Linked DNA regions of Mus musculus: region 1 is linked to region 2. The links are chromatin loops, found by intact Hi-C in ENCODE. Cell type or tissue: left cerebral cortex. All regions are shown on one strand. Links, peaks and the distances in the headings refer to the core of each region. The heading gives the core; the rest is flanking DNA.

The links. Hi-C counts contacts between places; a loop is a spot of excess contacts. Peaks named below come from ENCODE experiments on the same cell type or tissue, not always from the same donor. Only the 100,000 strongest peaks of a DNase experiment are listed, where the experiment ranks them.
Region 1: it touches region 2 in a loop (3-fold over the local background); 2 of 42 quality-filtered maps call a loop at or near these places.

Annotation. Positions count from the first base shown.
Region 1 is chr7:87,584,150-87,588,679 of GRCm38, reverse strand. It overlaps Grm5 (glutamate receptor, metabotropic 5), which reads right to left and starts at 4,512. Exons shown (of 11, transcript NM_001143834.1): 1 at 4,140-4,512. In left cerebral cortex, for the core only: a CTCF peak has its summit at 2,282 (motif pointing left); DNase peaks (open chromatin) are centred at 1,349, 2,241 and 3,201; H3K4me3 peaks cover 4,000 bases; H3K27ac peaks cover 2,977 bases.
Region 2 is chr7:87,659,912-87,664,441 of GRCm38, reverse strand. The region is part of intron 3 of Grm5 (glutamate receptor, metabotropic 5); the gene reads right to left. Among named protein-coding and RNA genes, the nearest start is that of Grm5, 78 kb to the right of the region's middle. In left cerebral cortex, for the core only: no CTCF peak of the experiment used is centred there; a DNase peak (open chromatin) is centred at 2,448; H3K27ac peaks cover 297 bases.

The sequences.
Region 1 (4,530 bases), core at 136-4,135, 76 kb after region 2:
AACATGACAAAATAACAGTTCAGAAAAAAGAAAGAAAATGGTGTCTCCTTACCCAAGTATTCTCAAATCATAGATATTCTTTACGTGGATAAATATCTATTACTGAATTTTTCAGTGTTCCCTGGATATCAGTCTGAATGGCTATGATGTGTACAATGGTAAAGGTCTGTGTATACATTTGATAACAGGTTAAGATTTAAGCAAGTACATGGGGTGTTCAAATATCATTCTTATCCAAATAACCTCAGAGTGCCTATAATAAATAGACATTAAATTTTCATTTTCTTTTTTCTTTTTTGTTCTTTGGATTTCCTCTGTCCTTTTTGGGCATAAAACCCACAGGTAAAACACTGCTATGGAACATCATGGAGCTCTAGAAGATGCAGTTGAAATACATGAATTTTACATTTAATCATAAAGTGTAAAGGACGAGGAAAAGTCTTTTATCTAAGTGGTGGTTTGTTGCTCAGTAAGTGTCCAGTGAAGCCTAGGGAATAGTATGAGTACCTGTCCAAGGTGCTGAAGAAGTTTCCAGGAGAAGGATGCAGACTTGGTAGAATGCAAGTCATTAACCTAGTGAGTTTGGCAAGCAAAGTTTTCTATTTCTAAACCAACAATCCTTCAAAATGGAAAGTTCCACAAATGACAAAAAGATTACTAACTGACAATTTAATATGTATTACACAGAATTAACAGAGAAATTAATGGAGGAAATTCCCTCCACTCCATAAGAGAAGAGCACAAAGCACTCACAACAAGAAAAAAATAGCACACCTATATCCTCTGAAACTCATAATAAGGTGTCAAATAACTCAGAATAAATCTTTGCTGGATGAAGGGGTGCCCTTAGTGCTAAGCATTCTCACTAGACTGTTGTTATAGGCACCAATTTGCTACCAGAACTAGAAATACAGGAGATCACTAGTTCACTTCTTAAGCAATTTAAACAATAAAATATAAAGTTGGATATTGAAAGGAAGAAAGAAAGGTGAGTCCACCTTTCCATTTGTGAATACCAATTTCTTATGAAGAAATAAATTGATGCATAGCACTACCTACTTGTTTGGATACCCAAGCTAATTCAGGTGAAACAGTTCCAGGATTCTGACTAAATAAAAACAAGAATCTGTTATCACTTTCTCAAAGTCACTTTTCCCACACCATGCACTCTAAAGAGAAATACGAACAGCCATACATCCTACAACTAGGTGGGTAATCACCCAGGTCAACCATTACTTCCTGCTGAAATGTCCCAAAATAGATTAGGCTACTGTAAACATCAACTAGAGTTTGCTTGGTAGAACTTTCCTGGTTCCTTGTCTCCAAGTCCCTGTAGCCTGGGATCCCTCTTCTGCGCTCTGATCTGCTGCCCCTGGGTAGCTTTGTGTCTGGAAGGAAGGGAAAGCTATATCCAAGGAAAAAGAAAGCGCACGAAGTTGCGCTAGGGGTTGGGGGCGTTCAAAGGACATTGAGATAGAAACAATAAATCCCAAGCTGTGCTTTCAGCACCAAACGCTGTACCCCCACCCCACCCCGCCCCAGGCAGAGGAGAAACCAATCTATTACCCAGAAGTGATTCTCCTTCCTTCCCTTCTCTACCTTTGCTTTCTCAGTTTTGAGTTCTCCAAAGGACTGGGTAAGCCAGTCTGCATTCTAAACCATGTTCTCCTTTCCTCAGAGCTCAGACACGGGGATCCAAAGGCGTGCATAATCCCTATCTTAGACCTTGCATACCTCCCCCTGCTTTACCCTCTTGCTCGCGCCTTTTCCACCAACAGGTTTAATTAATAATGGTCTTCTGTAAAAGAAGCAGATGTGAACCTCTTCTGCTCTGGCCACCCCGGATTCATCTAAGTCCCCTCCTCCAAACCACACTGTGAGCTTATCAGCATGCTTAAAGCTTCTAAATCCTTGACAGGTCTGGGGATAGATACCTGGGCACACAGACATAGCAAGCTTACCCCCTGTTGGCCACGCAGCAGGCAGTGAGATGCTGTTTAGCTAGCCCCCCGGAGTAAAGTTGGGCAGCAGAAATCAATGGGGTTGAGCCAGCTTTTCCTTTCTTGGGCTTTTCCCCAACCCCAAGATGATCCCAAGCTCATCCCCTGTGCTCGGAGTGCTCAGAACAGCGGAGCTGAGGGCGGCATGTACAGCAATCTTCCCCTCTATGGAGACAGGGGGAAGGGGAGAAGGGGAGAGAGCGGAGGAGGGAGGGGTGGTAGTTAGTATTTATAGAGAAGAGACTTCTCTGCGCAACTTTTTGGTGCCACCAAGTGGCACAGTGAGTTCCTTTAGGAACACAGACTCCTGGGCAGATCAGGATGGGTACACTAGTTTCATGGCCAGACATTCAGGATGGGGGGAGCTGAAGACACCCAGGGAGATGAGTTTATGAATGCATACCATCTCAGCATCTGCAATGCAAATCTCCAAATTCTATAAATGAATATGCATTGACAGAAAAGGGCTAGAGATGACTTCTCCAGTCAAGTAGAAGAGGAATCAACATGGTATGTGCCAGCTGCCTGCTGCCCACTGGGCTATAGACATGCATGCTCTAAGAGAAATATCGCTTTTCTCTTCCCTCCCTAAGCCTTCTACTCATATTACAGAACATTCCTGTCTCATTCCAAAATCCTCATTTGCCACACAGTGACAAACCTTGAAACTAGGATGTGATTTTCTTTACCATAATCAAGCCCAGGTAACTTCTCAAAGCTTAAGTTAAATAAAAGCAAACAAACAAACCCCAAAACTTCACAACCTATCACCAAAATATGTTTTTCAAATGCTACTTCGCTAGACAATAAAATAAACAAACAAGCAAATAAGCAAAATGTAACTTTAAGTTTTGTGCATTTGAAATTTTCCAAACAACTGTCAAAACTCCATAATCTTTGCATGGGCCTGAATGTTTGGCTGGACTCAACCTTTCCCATAGACCTTTCATAGAACCAGCATGCATTATCCAATGGCACTGTGAACGTTACAGCTGTTAAAATACTTGGAGAGAGAACATCTTTACAATCTATTTGCCTGTATTTCCGGATATCTCCCTTCCCTCTTTCCCTGTACAATTCTTCAAGCTTATACAAACACACACTATTTTGTGAGACTTCAGTGTCCTAAAATGCAGTATGCTTTCCACTTTCCTGATGGAGAGAATAAGTGTACAATGCTTGGTAGTCTTGTTCAAGGTCACATATTTTCCTAGACAATGGCCTAAGGGCTTCTCAGGGTGTGACTGAATGAACATTGGTACCAAATCTGACAGACCCAACTCTCCTTGCTATACTACCACACATAGCTCATGGAGTCTGTTCAACTCCCCTCTCTTTCCTCTTGATCTCCATGTTCTTCATTATCATCCTTTATGAAAGTTCTGTCAGAAAATTTAAGGTTAAAAAAAATCTTCCTTTCACTGCTAGAAATATATAATCTTAGCTTTAAGGGTCCAGACGTGCTGATACATCTCATAAATGGGTTAATGATTCCAGAGAATCTCTTGGTCCTGGTGTTATAGTCATTCAAATGTCATTTTAGAATTGTAATACAGTATTTAAAACCATCCATAATCTTCTTCCCTGTCTCATTTTTGGGGTGCAGCATCAGCAAGTGTGCTTACTACAGCCCAAACATCTAATATCCTCAGAGATCTAAAATTCTCCTCCCTCGCTAAGTGCATGCTTTATCATTGCACATGTACCAGCATGAGACAGAAGGGGGGGGGGCTTTATTGGTTTTATTTATTTTTTTCTGCCACTGATTATTTTAGCTATTTTCTGTGGAAACAACCCCACTGAAATCCTTCAGTTAGGTGAATGAAAACAAAAAGATATTCAAAAACCTCCCATTTAGCCATACCACATTAGCCCAGGCTCCTGACTCTAAATTCATGTCTAATTTATAGAGCACATGTCCTTGCGGGGTGACTTTCTTAAACTTGCAGGACCTTCTAGTATCCCTGGCTTCACCTGTCGTCCACCTGCCCACCACCTGCCCTTCTGGGTCCCTTTAGTCCAAGCACCCGCCCCTTGCTCGCTCACTCTCCATCCCTGCACTGGGGGAGGGGCTCCGGCGGCATCCTACATCCCTGGTAACTCCACAGCTGAGAGAAAGAAAAACAGCGCTATGCTTACCAGGTGCGCTCCCTGAGCCTTGCTCCTCTGGACAGCCGCTCCTTTCAAGCTCCCTGCGCTTTCGTAGCGGCCTTGGCTGCTGCAGAAGCGCTAGTGGCTGCGATCTAAGCTGTAGTGGCAGCCAGCAGAACGGCTGCGGGCCCGCGGTGGTGGCGCTCGCTCTCTCGCGCCAGCGCCTGGAGCACGTGCTGCGCCCGGGCAGACGCAGCTGGAAGCGCAACGCTGGGTTGGCTCCTACTCTTGCAGAGTGCAATTGGGGGCGGCTGGCTAGCCTTGGATCAGTGAGTGAACACTGCTCCTAGAGCCTCTTGGTCTCAGGGTTCAGGCCAGGGCAGTCTTGGACTTCCTCACTACCTCATTCCCACCCAGAGATGGAGAAGCAGGAGCTGTG
Region 2 (4,530 bases), core at 324-4,323:
TAGACAATATTATCCTAAAATGTATTCAAGTAAAAGGTGAAATGATCAGAACATAAAATAAGTTTGAAAAACAGCATAAAATCATGTTTTTTGGTTTCAGACTTGCTCACTCTTGTCACTGCAATAAATGATGTTTACTTCTGGCAGGTGTTCAGACATGTACACCAGTGGACCAGAGCCAAGAATCAGAGGGAATTTCTCACATTCTCTTGATTTTTGGCAAATATGCTAAAGCAGTTTAGCGGAAGTAACATTCCTTTCAACAAATGATGCCAGAGAATGTGAGTATCAAAGGGAGGAGTTTGAAAACAACAGCAAACAAAAAGCAAAGCAAAACAAACAAACAAGCAAGCAAACAACAACAACGAAAGACACACACAAACAGTGGCTTTACACAGAAAATGTAAGATTGATGATATTTCCGTTTAAAACATGCAACTATATATAATTACAAAACAAATTCAAAAGCATTGTAGGGACATCAAGAGTGAAATACATAGAGGAGAAAATTGGTGAGCTTAGCTTTATTAAAAAATTAACAATTGCCCTGCTCAAGACCTTATTGAGAGGATTATAATAAATAAACAAACAAAATCAAGCTACAAGTTAGGAAATATTTTCACCTACACATTCAGCAAACTATTAGTTCTAGAATATATTAAAATTCTGAAAAGTAAATAGTTGACAAATTCCAGTTGTCCAACTCCAAATTTGCCTTTAATTTCTATAATAAGCAACATGGCCAAAAGGCAAGCAAGATAGTACTCACTCAGAGCAGGAACCTGGTTACCGGAACTGAGTAGAGACTTTGAAGAAATGTGGATTTCTGACTTACTTTCCATGGCTTGTTCTATTTGCATTCATATACAACCCATGAACTCTTGCCCAGGAGTGGCACTACCCACAACGGTATGAACACCCCAACCACATCAATCCTTAGAATAAAATGCCTCCACAGACTTTGCCTAGGCAATCTGATAGAAGCAGTTTTTCAGTTAAGGTTCTTTCTTCAAAGATGACATTAGCTTGTATCAAATTGATAGAACAAAGCAACACCTTGCAAATATACAACCGCTGGTTTTAGTATGAGCAAAGTTCTGATGAGAAATTTAAGCAATGGCAATATAATGATACCAAAATTAAACACATACACACATACATGAGAGAGAGAGAGAGAGAGAGAGAGAGAGAGAGAGAGAGAGAGAGAGAGAGAGAGAACTTCAAAAGTGTTACCCATCAGGGAATGCACATTAAAACCACAATAAGATATCACTTCTCTTAAGAAAAGGACTAAGATAAAAACAGGACGTTTCTAAACATTCATAAAGTCAGACAATACTGCTAGGAAGTAAAAAAGCCTAGTGTCTCTGGAAAGCAATTTGACTAGTTTCTCTGAAAACCAAATGCCAAAGTAAGTTTTCTGATATCATACAACCCGGGAGCTGTATTTCTCATATTGATTCTGAAGAGCCAAGAGCAGACAAACCCTGCTTGACTGTTTATGTCAGCTTTAATTATTATAGTCAGAAACTGAAATCAGGTGAGATTTATTCCAACAGTATGAGTTTAATGGGTGGTAAACCCATGGCCACTAATAAAAAGCAGTGAGTGGATGCTAACAACTAAGAAACATCCACAAATTTCCAGAGAGCTATGGTATGTGAAAGGGCAAATATTCCCCAAATTATATCCTGTATGGTTCCTTTTACATACTATTCTTAAGATGACAAAATTACAGAAATGAAGAACATGCTGGATATACAGTAGGGAAATGAATGTTGCTATTAAAAGTAAGGACTTGAACCCGCTTTGTGGTAACTGGAGTGTTTCTCAGCTGTGCTGCTGCCAAGCTTCTGCTCCCTTTGCATAAACTGTTGAATATTACTGGTAAACTGGTAATCATGTGTGAGCTCTCCATGTACAATTTTCCTAATATAAATTTTTATTACCAAAAAACTGTCTAGAATGCTCTATTTGACATCATCCAAAGGTTTTAACACCAAGTTATTAACAGTAAAATTAAGAAAAATAACATATTTTGACCAATTGTCATAGGAAAGGAACAGAACATTCTGAATCCTTTTTGTTCTTAATATTATCATTTCATAATATACTCACATGAAAACAAAAGCAGCTGTACTCCTAGGCACTGTGGCTTTTCCTTTCCCTCTGGATTGTTCTTTAAGTAGGGTAATAACACTCCTTATTGGCATGTGGCACAAAGTGAGTGCTTAAAGCTTACAAATTCCTCTAAACATCTTGGTTTAAATTAATTTCTCTTTCAAATTGAAACGTTTTTGGCTTATACCTTTCCTAACTGTATCCATGTTAAGAAAAACGTAGTTTGAAACCTAAGTAGCAGCTGAGAATTTCAAGCCAATATATTTTTAAACAAAGTCATGCAAGCTGAAAGATTTTATCAAAGTGAGTAGGCTGTTTGCATCAGAGAAAGAGCTGCTGGATATATTTAGCAAACCGGATGTTCATTGAGCTTGCTATTCAAGAACATTAGGTAAAGTACACAGAAAAATCCTATTTTGGGTTCCTGCTTCCTAAAAAAATATTCAGAGATGAGAGGCTACTAACATTGATAATTGTTGCTTCTGATTCCTATTGAATCACATACATATTTTGTAATGGATAGTCTTGATAACATGTCACTGAAGTTTATTAGTTGCTTTATTCATGCAAACGTCCCACCTGCAGCAACGGTAGCATTAATTTGTATGTATTTCATATCAGTAAAATGTAGCAAAACAATGGAATTGATTACTTAATATATTTACTCATTGCACATTTTAGGATCACCTAAGTTTTCACAGACTTCTTTCTCTTAAGAGAAATGGAGTAATATCACTCTTTCCTGAACAGTCCAAAGGCTTCACTGCACTCCCAAAGATGCCAGGATGCTGCACTGATCCTCTACATTTTATACCTCCTGACTTCTAACCACCTCCTACTGCTATGCTTTGTCAACTCATTGAAAGTCTTTCTAAGTAAACCTTGGCTAGGGGTTAATATTTAGTATTTGATTTAATACACTATACACTACCATATTTTAGGGTTTGTGTACTTTAAATCTTCAACTTTGTCAGAAGAATATAAAATTAAAAGTTTTCTGATTTTTGTTCACTGCTCCATCCTTGACACTTTTCTGAAGACCAGGCCCCAAGTCTAACACATACACACACACATGCACGCACACTAATACATATGCATGCATGTGTACTACTTGGGCTGACAGTAATCTCTGCAAGAACTATAACCCCCATGAGAACTATAATAAAAGAAATACTCCAGTATCAGTCACAAGAATCCTTCTTTTAAGATGGTAGCAAGAGTAGGGCAAATAAGTTCCAAACAATATAGGCTATTACTGTTGCTATTTGTTGCCTCTAAGAGGTTGAAGATAACCCTTTATTTCTATAGACACCACACACTTAAAACAGTGGACTCGATTATTTGAATTGGATCTAACCTGAAATCCTCTTTCTCCTACTCAACTTCCGTGACACCAGAAAATACCTTTCTGACAAGCAAGGGAAGCAAATAAGTATATCCAGCTACAACACCTATGAAGAACAAGATATTCGAGGTATCCATAAAGGTATAATAAGTGGTACTCATTTGTTGGTTTACACAACAGCTATATAATTGGATTTTAGGTGCACTTGACAGTAGGGCAATCATGCCAAACTTCCCAAGGGTCGTGGGGTCATGGATTTAGATAAGAATTTAGTATTAAATTTGTTTGTTAAACCAACATGATCTTTGCACCTTAGGCAAAAGGAGTGTTTTGTAGCTATATTTATTGGGGTTAGGATCCACAAATCTATGTTTTGAATGTCTTTGGCTTTTTATAATGGTATTGTCTATTGCAAAGAAAAGTTTCCTTGAAAATGGGTGAGAGCTACAATTATCTGTGGTATAAGTGCAAATACTTAAGGCAGAGTTAGGAATTATGCTGGTATAGTAACATGATAATAGTAGATTCTTATTTAAGGTACATAACCTTACTAGCTCTGAAATGTTAGATATTTTTCTGGTACCAGACATGCTTTTCCTCTTATTGAGTGTGTCTTACATCCAAGTTGAGTGCTTTTAGATACTGTCAGTGTATCTATGCCACTACTGCAACATTGAAATTATATGCCATGCTGGTCAATGTCATGGTTCATTGGCAACATAGCAGAGTAAGAATATTGTTTGCTCCAATAGTTTTACTTACAGAAGAAGAAGGAGAAGGAAGAGGAGGTGGTGGTAGAGGAGGAGGAGGAAGAGGAGGAGGAGGAAGAGGAGGAGGCAGAAGATCATTTGCTTCCCTCTTCTCTTCTGGAATTCCCATGGTACCTTCTGGAACCACAAAAACTATTTCTAAGGAAGGCAGCATTAAGGTCTGTCTCACCTCAGGGTCCTCTGAGTGCTGTGTCTGAAATGCATGCTTTCTTCAGAAATTGGGTCTTGCCTTCCACCTTTGAAGTGGCTAACCAAGGCCATCAGCAATAATGTGTAACTTTGGGGGATTCTGTA